Linked DNA regions of Homo sapiens: regions 1, 3 and 4 are each linked to region 2. Evidence: chromatin loops called from intact Hi-C (ENCODE). Cell type or tissue: heart right ventricle. All regions are shown on one strand. Region 1 overlaps CFDP1 (craniofacial development protein 1). Region 2 overlaps BCAR1 (BCAR1 scaffold protein, Cas family member). Region 3 overlaps CFDP1 (craniofacial development protein 1). Region 4 overlaps CFDP1 (craniofacial development protein 1).

What was found. Peaks named below come from ENCODE experiments on the same cell type or tissue, not always from the same donor. Only the 100,000 strongest peaks of a DNase experiment are listed, where the experiment ranks them.
Region 1: it touches region 2 in a loop (8-fold over the local background); 104 of 110 quality-filtered maps call a loop at or near these places.
Region 3: it touches region 2 in a loop (2.0-fold over the local background); 10 of 110 quality-filtered maps call a loop at or near these places.
Region 4: it touches region 2 in a loop (3-fold over the local background); 38 of 110 quality-filtered maps call a loop at or near these places.

What each region holds. Positions count from the first base shown.
Region 1 is chr16:75,384,249-75,386,748 of GRCh38, forward strand. The region is part of intron 5 of CFDP1 (craniofacial development protein 1); the gene reads right to left. Among named protein-coding and RNA genes, the nearest start is that of CFDP1, 48 kb to the right of the region's middle. In heart right ventricle, a CTCF peak has its summit at 1,486 (motif pointing left); no DNase peak of the experiment used is centred here.
Region 2 is chr16:75,232,470-75,234,969 of GRCh38, forward strand. BCAR1 (BCAR1 scaffold protein, Cas family member) reads right to left here. Exons shown (of 7, transcript NM_014567.5): 5 at 2,420-2,500; 6 at 1,377-1,466. Among named protein-coding and RNA genes, the nearest start is that of CTRB1, 15 kb to the left of the region's middle. RefSeq lists an enhancer at 815-1,440 and a silencer at 1,600-1,659. In heart right ventricle, a CTCF peak has its summit at 1,532 (motif pointing right); a DNase peak (open chromatin) is centred at 1,572; H3K27ac peaks cover 1,521 bases.
Region 3 is chr16:75,319,269-75,321,768 of GRCh38, forward strand. The region is part of intron 5 of CFDP1 (craniofacial development protein 1); the gene reads right to left. Among named protein-coding and RNA genes, the nearest start is that of BCAR1, 69 kb to the left of the region's middle. RefSeq lists an enhancer at 365-534. In heart right ventricle, a CTCF peak has its summit at 1,369; no DNase peak of the experiment used is centred here; H3K27ac peaks cover 1,554 bases.
Region 4 is chr16:75,401,999-75,404,498 of GRCh38, forward strand. The region is part of intron 4 of CFDP1 (craniofacial development protein 1); the gene reads right to left. Among named protein-coding and RNA genes, the nearest start is that of CFDP1, 30 kb to the right of the region's middle. In heart right ventricle, a CTCF peak has its summit at 1,081 (motif pointing left); no DNase peak of the experiment used is centred here; H3K27ac peaks cover 1,673 bases.

The sequences.
Region 1 (2,500 bases), 150 kb after region 2:
TGGGAGGCTAAGGCAGGAGAATTCCTTGAACCCAGGAGGTGGAGGTTGCAGTGAGCCGAGCGAGATAGCACCACTGCACTCTAGCCTGGGCGACAGAGTGAGACTCCATCTCAAAAAAAAGAGAAAGAAAAGAGGAAAAATTTTAAACCACCACACAAACCAGCAGGTTATAAAGATACAGTTACTACAATGATCGTGGAGAAATGCAGATAAATACATATTGGTAAATGTATGGAAACTGGTCTTCTCACATAATACTGGCATGACTTCAAATTGCTTCTGCCTATTTAGCAGCAGCTATTAGAATTTAAGATGCACATACCCAATGACCCAGCAATCCCACTTCTAAAATTCTGTCCTTCAGAAATAACAGTATGAGAACATAAAAAACATATGTGTAAGGATTATCACAGATTATTAATAACTGTAAAATTTGGAAAACTGTAAATGTTCATCAATAAGAGAAGGTGCACTCAAATTATGGAAGTCACAAAATGGAATACCAGGCAGGCATAAAAAAAATACAGATGTTTATATTGAACCTGGAGAGATGCCCAAGATAGACTGTTAAGTAAAAATACAAGTTGCAAGAAGAAACTAAAACTATATATATATATATATATATATATATATATATATATATATATATATTGCAGACCAGTACAGACAGGGTAAGTCCACTTTTGTTTTAAGTATCTACGAATGCAATACATATATATGTATACAATATATATGTATATATTGTTTTCCCTGATCATTGATTTTAACTTATTCTTAATTTATTTTTAAATAAACCTTGATAGGTATTGCAGGTACAGAGTAAATAGATTAGAAATTGAATAAGGAAAATAATTTTTAAAAGATTTTCCCATGAATACTTGGAATATTTTGAATCTATTAAAGGCAATTTCATTCACATTCTTGATTCAAAGATATTATTCCAGGCCAAGGTAGTAACTGACGTAAGTATGAATGGAGAATCTTGTGACTAATATTAATATATATGAATACAATATATTATCATAGCACAGGGAAGGATCTGCACAAAACTGATCATCAGTTAACAGCTATCAGCTTCTAGGGATGACAATTAACAATTGGAAAGGCAGAAAGGAACTTTCACTGCCTTCTCTCCGAAAAAAATTTAAGTGGTGGGACTACAGGTCATTTTTACTTTCTTATTTGTAATTTAAAACAACAACAACAACAGCAACAACAAAGTTTTTGTATCCCAAGGAAAAAAATGAAAGAAGAAAAATCATTTCTCTTTCTAAGCACAATAGTAGAGTTGAAAAAAAAAATTCTAATAAAAGAAAAAAGTAGAAACTGCATAGTACATAGAAATATCATACCAAGAGACGAATCTAATAAGGCAAAGAAAAATGTACAAGACTCTTTTACCCAATCTTAAGAATGCTGCTTAATGCTTTCTGGGATCTTGCCAAAGACGAGCTATCTTTTCAGGTGGAATTCTGCCCTCTAGTGTACAGTAAAAGAAGTTAAAGACCTATGAAGCAATAATAAATTACTGTTTTAAAGTTAACCAAAATATATTCACTTCATTCCTAGAGTATCATAATCATCTTCTTAAATGAAGGTCTTCGTTTCCTTGCTCCCAAATCAATTTATATTATCATACTAAGTAAACTGTATGACTACCATAACTTCACATACCTATTCCATTCTTCCCTACACATCCAAGAAGCACCTAAAGCATTTAACTTGACTCATTTTTCACACCAGGACAATTTGGCACAACCAAGGGTATAGGAATACGGCAAAATAAAGTTTTAAAAGTCTGTGATCCTAGCAAACCACCATGGCACATGGATTCCTATGTAACAAACCTGCATGTTCTGCACATGTATCCCGGAACTTAAAGTAAAATTAAAAAAAAAAAGTTTGTGATCCTGATAGACATCTGGCTCTTAAAATCATACATGTTTGAAACTTGTTGGCACTATAATTTGAGGCTAAGAGCAAAGGAAAAAGGCTGCTATGTGTAAATAAAGTTCATCTCTTCATAGAATTTTCTAAGAACACTAGAATTTATTTAACTCCAGGCAACCTTGAAAATCACTATAGATAATTCCTAGGTTCAGAGTATTTGTTGTAGGTATTCAATCCGAACTGACAGAGGTTACATCATCCTGGTGACCACAAATGAAAAAAGTTTTTGCTTTGAAAACTTTTTGGCCGGGCACAGTGGCTCACGCCTGTAATCCCAGCACTTTGGGAGGCCCAGGCAGGTGGATTGCTTGAGGTCAGGAGTTTGAGACCAGCCTGGTCAACATGGTGAAACCCTGTCTCTACTAAAAATACAAAAATTAGCCGGGCGTGGTGGCAGGCTCCTGTAATTCCAGCTACTTGGGAGGCTGAGGCAGGAGCATCACTTGAACCTGGGAGGCGAAGGCTGCAGTGAGCCGAGATCCCGACACTGCACTCCAGCCTGGGCAACAGAGTGAGACTCCGTCTCAAAAAAAAAGAGAAACCTTCTCTC
Region 2 (2,500 bases):
TTAATGTATACAGACTTGGGTCTCACTACGTGGCCTGGCTGGTCTCAAACCCTTGGCCTCAAGTGATCCTCCTGCCTCAGCCTCCTAAAGTGTTAGGATTACAGGTGTGACATTTATTCTTTTCTTGGGTGTTTTCTTTAGTAGATTTAACAGGGGTGCAGGTGCAGTTTTGTTATGTGGGTACAATGTACCCATTAGGTAATTTCTCAGCCCCCACCCCCTGCCACCCTGCCACCGTTCTGAGATGTCAATGTCTAGCCTCTCCTGAGTGTCTCCATGTGCCAGGTACTTCCCAGGCATCTTCCACTTTTCAGTGATTCTCACCGAGCTCTCATGAGGCGGCTGCAGCCTCACTGCTGTGTGTCGTGGGTCTCAGGCCCCTGCCTCTGCCACCTCCTTGGTGCCCAGAAGGTAGGCGAGGGAGATTTGACGGGTGATATTTTTATGTTCACTTCGTGCTATCCTGTATTTTCACTTTTAAAATTATCTTCATAATCAGAATAAAGCTCCCTTAGTGTTTTTTTACATACCTCTTTCCTACCCTGAAGAACTGATTCAAAATATGAGGAAAATTCTATTAACATGTCTGCATATAAACACAGCAGTATATTTATAATAAGGGGCCAGATGTGGTGGCTCACACTATAATCCCAGCACTTTGGGAGGCCAAGGCAGGTGGATCGTTTGAGCCCAGGTGTTTGAGACCAGCCTGGGCAATGTGGTGAAACCTTTGTCTCTATAAAAAATATAAAAATCAGCCAGGTGTGGTGGCAGGCGCCTGTAATCCCAACTACTGGGGAGGCTGAGGCAGGAGAATCGCTTGAGCCCAGAAGGTTGAGGCTGCAGTGAGTTGAGATCGCATCACTGTACTCTAGCCTGTGTGACAGAACAAGATTCTGTGTCAAAAAAAAAAAAATACTAAGGAAGTGTGGGTACAATACAAACATTCAATAGACGCTAAGTGGTCTTTGAAAGAATCCACAAGAATGCTTAACGCCATGGCAGATGCTGGGACAGAAGAGTCGAATGCCCACAGGACACCATCCCGGCCATGCAGGGAGCAGCTTGGAGGAAGGAGCAGGGCAGAGCCAGCCCCGTGCTGAGCCTATGGCAGCTGTGAGGGGTCTATTTTCTGCTCTCACCCCACTCTCTAATTCCCTAAATGTCTCCAACAATTACTCTTGAAAACTTTAAAATAAACCAAGTGAAAAGATGAAGATGGTCAGGAGGCAGGGGGGTGGCAGGCCGGGCCCAGCTCTGAGCACTGTCAGACAACATGAGAAGCTGGGGACCCGGGGTCGGCCCTGCAGGGCAAGAGCTGGGGGCTCAGGGGGTCAGCGGGCAAAGCTGGGCCTTGCTCTGCTCCGGGGCCTCACCTGCTGCAACTCCAGCTGGCTCTTGCCCTGCCGCGTGATGCTGCCCTTTTCCAGCAGCTCCTTCTGGGTCTTCTCAAACTCCTCCTTCCCCTGGAGGGCAGAGACAGGGGCTGCGCTGAGGCCAGTTTTCTGAGCCAGAAGCACAGGCCAGCCCTGTGGCGGGCGCAGTGAGCTGAGTGGCCACCAGGTGGTGCTGCGTGTGCGCGCACACACACGCACACGTGGACGCACACACACACTAGCACACGTGGACACACACACACACACAAGCACACGTGAACACACACACAGACTGGCACGTGCAGGGGCAGGCAGACAGACACACACACACACACACACACACACACACACACACACTCCCCCAGGCTGGCATATGTGGGACACAGCCCCCCCAGGCTGGCACATGCGGGGACACACAGAGAAGGTGGCTTCCTAGGAAGCAACCCTGGCAGCCCCTTTCACCGCCTGCCAGCTCAGGAAGAGACTGGGCAGAGGGTGGGGTACCCGCAGAAAGTCCGCAAGCTCCACCCTGCCTTCCCAGGCTCCAACACCAGGAATCACACCCAATCCCTCCCCCTTGGCCTAAAGGCCTGGCCACCTGGTCCCTGCCCCTGGATGCCTCTCTGGCCCAGCTCAGCCTGGAATGTTCCTTACCAGGACTCCCACCCGGCTAGCACCCAGGCCTCTGCTCCAGGGGCCAGCCTGGGAGGAGCAGTCCCAGCCACCTCCCACCACCTCCTGCTGCTCCCCCACGCTCAGAGCATCCTTGTGTGTGTGCACATTTCTGCAGATCTGTCTCCCCACACAGAACAGCAGAGTCACCGCTGCTGGTCACCAGAGATACCAGCCCGAGGGACTCAACGAAGGGCTCGATGACATGGCCACCCTAGCACATGGGGCCAATGTGGGGTGAGGGAGGTCAAAGTGAGAGGAGGGTGCAGGGCCTTGCCAGGGACCAGGCCCCAGCTGAGAACAAATCTCCCCCTAAGCACAGGAGCCCAGCGTGGCAGAAGAGGAGCCGGGGCTGGGCAGGCGGCACCCACCTGTAGGTGGACGTAGTCATAGTCCTCCATCCAGCCCCCCTCGCTGTTCTCGTACTGCCCATCTGGCGAGTCCTGGGAGGT
Region 3 (2,500 bases), 87 kb after region 2:
CTTGACCTTATAATCCACCTACCTCGGCCTCCCAAAGTGCTGGGATTACAGGTGTGAGCCACCACGCCCAGCCCCAAACTTCTAACTGCTACTAAATAAGCATGCAAAATTCCAAATGAGGAGGAGATAGACATTGGACACAGCTGTGATCCTTGACACCTCAAAGTTACATCTGGGGTTGGGGGGGAACGTGCTTTATGGTCGTTGCATTACACGAGACTGAAGTGGTGAAGGTCATTTTTCAGCACTTAGCGCTCCTGCTAGGGTCCTGACTCCCAAATCTACTTTCTCAGTGGCATCCGCAACATCGTTTGCTCACTCAGTTGCCAGGGTAGCAGCTCTGGCCTCCTAGAGGCCACAATTCTACTAATATCAATGGGAAAACTTAATGAGGCTCAGATCCCAACCTGCCCCTCTTCCTCCAGAGGCAGCTTCCACTTCTCCTCACAAAGCTGGGATATGGCATCATCAGCGTTCCCCCTGTGGTGCCACCCCTCACAACCCAGGATTTAAAGAGCCCTTAGGAAGCAATCATCTATACAAGGGTGATCACAAGAATGGGGTTACTTAAGCATGAGCCCTAAGTGTCACTTTGCTAAGGCAATACAATGGATTTCAACAAAGAAATATTCGTTTCCACGTAGTTTGATACTGAAAGCAGAAAACTTTCTTTTTACTGCATGCAGGAAATGGTTTTCATAGAGGCTAACCACAGCTGAGCCATCTGTAAACCACAACATTGTTTCTCTTTAACAAATGGAAGATTTTTACCCACGGTATCACTGACCATCAAAAAGAATTCCCATCCTCCATCTCTAGAGCAAGAGAAAACGGTAAGTAGAGTTTCTTTCCTTAATCTGCTAGCCAGGGGTTGCTAAAACAGCCTTTTCATTCAGAAATGTAGTTTGTCCTCCAAGGTTCATCCCATCCCTACTGCTAGGAGATGTATGAACCCTTAAACAAGTCCAGTTTCTTTGCATTCTGAGACCCCCTCGGAGCATGCGCTTTTATGTGACCATGACTCACACTGGGTCATAATGTAAAACGTGTAACTATGACTGAAGGCCAAAAAGTTTGAAAAAGATGCTTTAGCGTTAACTGGCTGGCAAACGAAGAAGGTCTGCTGAAACAAAGTTGGCTGCTCTGCCAACAGATTGTTTGAAGGAAAACTAGTTAAAAAAAAAAGAAAAAAATCAAGTGCAATCAACTAAAGTAGGGCAGACCCTTCCATTCTTTGATTTTTCCCTGTGTATTAGCCATTTGCTTTGGGAAACTTGGCATCACGATCTCCCTGCTGTGAGAGCAAGGCCTCTGACCCAGGGCTCCTCACCCCAGACTGTGAGAGTGTGTGATTGACACCCTCTCCTGGGGGACGAGTGGCTTTGCTATGGCCTTCCAGTCACCGTGAGGCTCAGCTGGTGACTCTGCAAGGATTGCATGAGTGTGTTCATTGTTCTCACTGTTCAGATGAAGGAAAGGGGCTCAGAATATGGGACATTGATGGTCTCATGTGAATTAAACAACTGAAATGAGGGGGACTCATGCAAATAAAAGAACAAAATCCAAAAACATGACCTGAGTCACACCAAGGAATAGTTTCCCTCTAAGAATGAAGAGAAACAAGAACCCAAATATAAGCTACTAAATGTACTTGTACTCTGGAAGAATGCTGGAAAATCTGATGACTTACTATTTCTTATTCTCAGCTAGTATTTTTTTTTTAAGAGATGGGATCTTGCTGGTTTTGAACTCCTGGGCTCAAGTGAACCTCCTGCCTCAGCTTCCTGAGTAGCTGGGAGTCACAGGCACACGCCATCATGCCTTGCTCAGCTAACAGCTAATACTTTAATATTTTAATAAATTATTATTATTATTTTTACAAGACAAGATCTCACTATGTTGTTCAGCCTGATCCTGAACTCCTGGGCTCAAGGGATCCTCCTACCTCGGCATTCCAAAGTGCTGGAATTACAGGCGTGAGCCACAGTGCCCAGCCTGGCTAATACTTTTTATAATAGCTTTACTGAGATGTAATCCACATTCTAAAGATTTCACCTATTTAAAATGGTACAACTCAGTGGTTTTTAGTATATCCATTACCACAATCTCATTTTAGAAAATTGCCACTCCTGCCAAAAAGCCCCTTATATCCAGTAGCAGTTACTCTTCATTCCCCTCACCAGCTCTTGGCAACTACTAATCTACTTTCTGCCTCAACAGATTTACCTATCTCTCAGGTAATACTTTAAACCAAGCTTGTCCAACCTGCCTTATTCTGTTATTGTTTTGTTTTGTTTTGGGCTTTTACCAGCCTGAAGCCATGTTTTTCAGTTTCTGCCTCTAGTGATAAGCGGAAAAGAGGGGTGAGGAAGGGGCTTTATGGGCCCAACCAGAAACAGAAACTAAGAACTCATGACTGTATTCTCTCCCTTGGACACCCCTGCTTTAAACCATAAATTTAAGATTATATATAAGCATCCAGAAGAAACAACACATCTCT
Region 4 (2,500 bases), 170 kb after region 2:
AAAATTTCTTAGTGCCAAAGTCCTATCTATATTCACTAGGAAACACTGGTATATTTATCTCAGGAACTTTAGTAATTGACACCAAGTAATATTACAGATTACTCTTCATTGACAGTATGCCTAGAACAACTCCACTTTTAACAAGCAATAAGGGATTCAAGTATCAAAATATCTTCAAGCAGGAGAACAGTTAAATTATAGACCACCTCTAACGCACAAGAGGGAACTCTGACAGGAAAAGGCCTATTATTAGTAATAGTTAATTCAAGTGTTCTCAACAGAAATTCCATTTTAACTTTATTTTCACTTGCTCAGAACTTCCTGAAAGTCTTTAATTGGGCAGAAACTTTCCATGACTGGCTTTTTCCAAAAGGTGAATCATTTAGGAAAGTCTGAGCTAACTGGCTCAGCTGGTTATGTGATAGGGCAGAATACAAAATACTATATTCCCCCATTCCCCTAGGTTAATAAGCTAAACATTTTTCAAGTAGGGACAAAAACAAAATGAAATGATCAAAGCCCAAAATTTAACATTAAAATACAGTTAGAAAACTGAAGACTAACTTTGTGCTAACACTACCTTACACTTAGACCTACAAATTCCTTCCTGTCATCACCAGCTCTTCTCACATTTCTTGAAGATGTAGTAATGCTCTTAACTTGATACAGAGAGAAAAAGGAGAATAATGACATGAAGAAATTAAAAGATATGCTCAAATCCATACAACAAATTTGTATCTGTTATCAATGAAAATTCAGATCTCGTAAGTCCCCTTATGAGAATTCCTTATAATGCCTAAATTTAAGTATAAATAAATTAAGTTTAAAAAAATCCTGTCAACATGCCCACTATTAACAGGGTTTTTGTTTTCTTTAGGGGAAGGGAGTTACAGAACTTTCACTTTTCATGTTATATATATTATATATCTCTGTAACATGATTTTTAAAGTAATAAGCATGTATCATTTTGAAATATAAAATGTATGTGACAGTATGTAATTCATATGAAAAAAGGGCTTCCATACTCATTTCTTTGTTTTGTTTTTTATAGACATGGTGCTGCCCTCTTCTGACAAATTGAGAAAACAGCAGACGCCCTGAATACCCATCAAGGACATTTAAAATTACCATCCACTTGTTTTCAAAAATGAAATAGGAAATTTGCAGCACACAACTATAATAGTATTTACTAACAAGTCCACAACACTTAATTTGACCGAAAATTTATGACTTTTTTTGAGACAGGGTCTCACTCTGTCACCCAGGCTGGAGTTCAGTGGCACGATCTCAGCACACAGCAACCTCTGCCTCCTGGTCTCAAGGGACACTCCTACTTCAGCCTCCTGAGTAGCTGGGACTACAGACACACACCACAATGACTGGCTAATTTTTATATTTTTTGTAGAAATGGAGTTTCTCCATGTTGCCCAGGCTGGTCTTCAACTCCAGTACTCAAGCAGTCCTCCTGCCTCAGCCTCCCAAAGTGCCGGGATTACAGGCATGTGCCACTGCGCCTGGCCTAATGACTTCTTACAGCAACAGTTATTTACCAGCTTTTTGTACACTCTATGTGAGGGCCACTAGTGAAGTTATAAATAAATCTTTCTTAGTCTGCATAACACATAGAAAATAATTCAAGCCAAAAAAGACTTCAAAAAACTTTTAAACCTATATTCCTAACGGTACATTAACATACTTTCTATATTATTTTTATAGGACTTTCAAACTATTAAAAGTTTATACTGTCAGCGTTCTGCTGGTCCCCTACTGGATGTACAACTCAACAGCTTCCAGAATAATTTCAGGCAGTAAAATATATTACTAATTCATATCATCAATAATTATTTATGGGGCCAGGCATGGTGGCTCACACCTGTAATCCCAGCACTTTGGGAGGCCGAAGTGGGCGTATCATTTGAGGTCAGGAGTTGGAGACCAGCCTGGCCAACATGATGAAACCCTGTCTTTACTAAAAATAAAAAACTTGGCCGGGTGCAGTGGCAGGTGCCTGTAATCCCAGCTACTCGGGAGGCTAAGGCAGGAGAATCGCTTGAACCCAGGAGGCGGAGGTTGCAGTGAGCTGAGATCGCACCACTGCACTCCAGCCTGGGCAACAGAGTAAGACCGTGTCTCAAAATAATAATAGTAATTATTATTATTATTTATGGAACCCGAAAACAACTAATTACCAAGGAAAAGGTTGCCTTACAATGAAGAATTCTGGAAGGTACTGTCATTTTTCTTTTTTTTTTTTTGAGACGGAGTCTTGCTCTGTTGCCCAGGCTGGAGTGCAGTGGCACGATCTCGGCTCACTGCAAGCTCCGCCTCCCGGGTTCACGCCATTGTCCTGCCTCAGCCTCCTACAGGCACCCGCCACTGCACCCAGCTAATTTTTTGTATTTTTAGTAGAGAACGGGTTTCACCGTGTTAGCCAGGATGGTCTCGATCTCCTGACCCCATGATCCGCCTGCCTCGGCCTCCCAAAGTGCTGGGAATACAG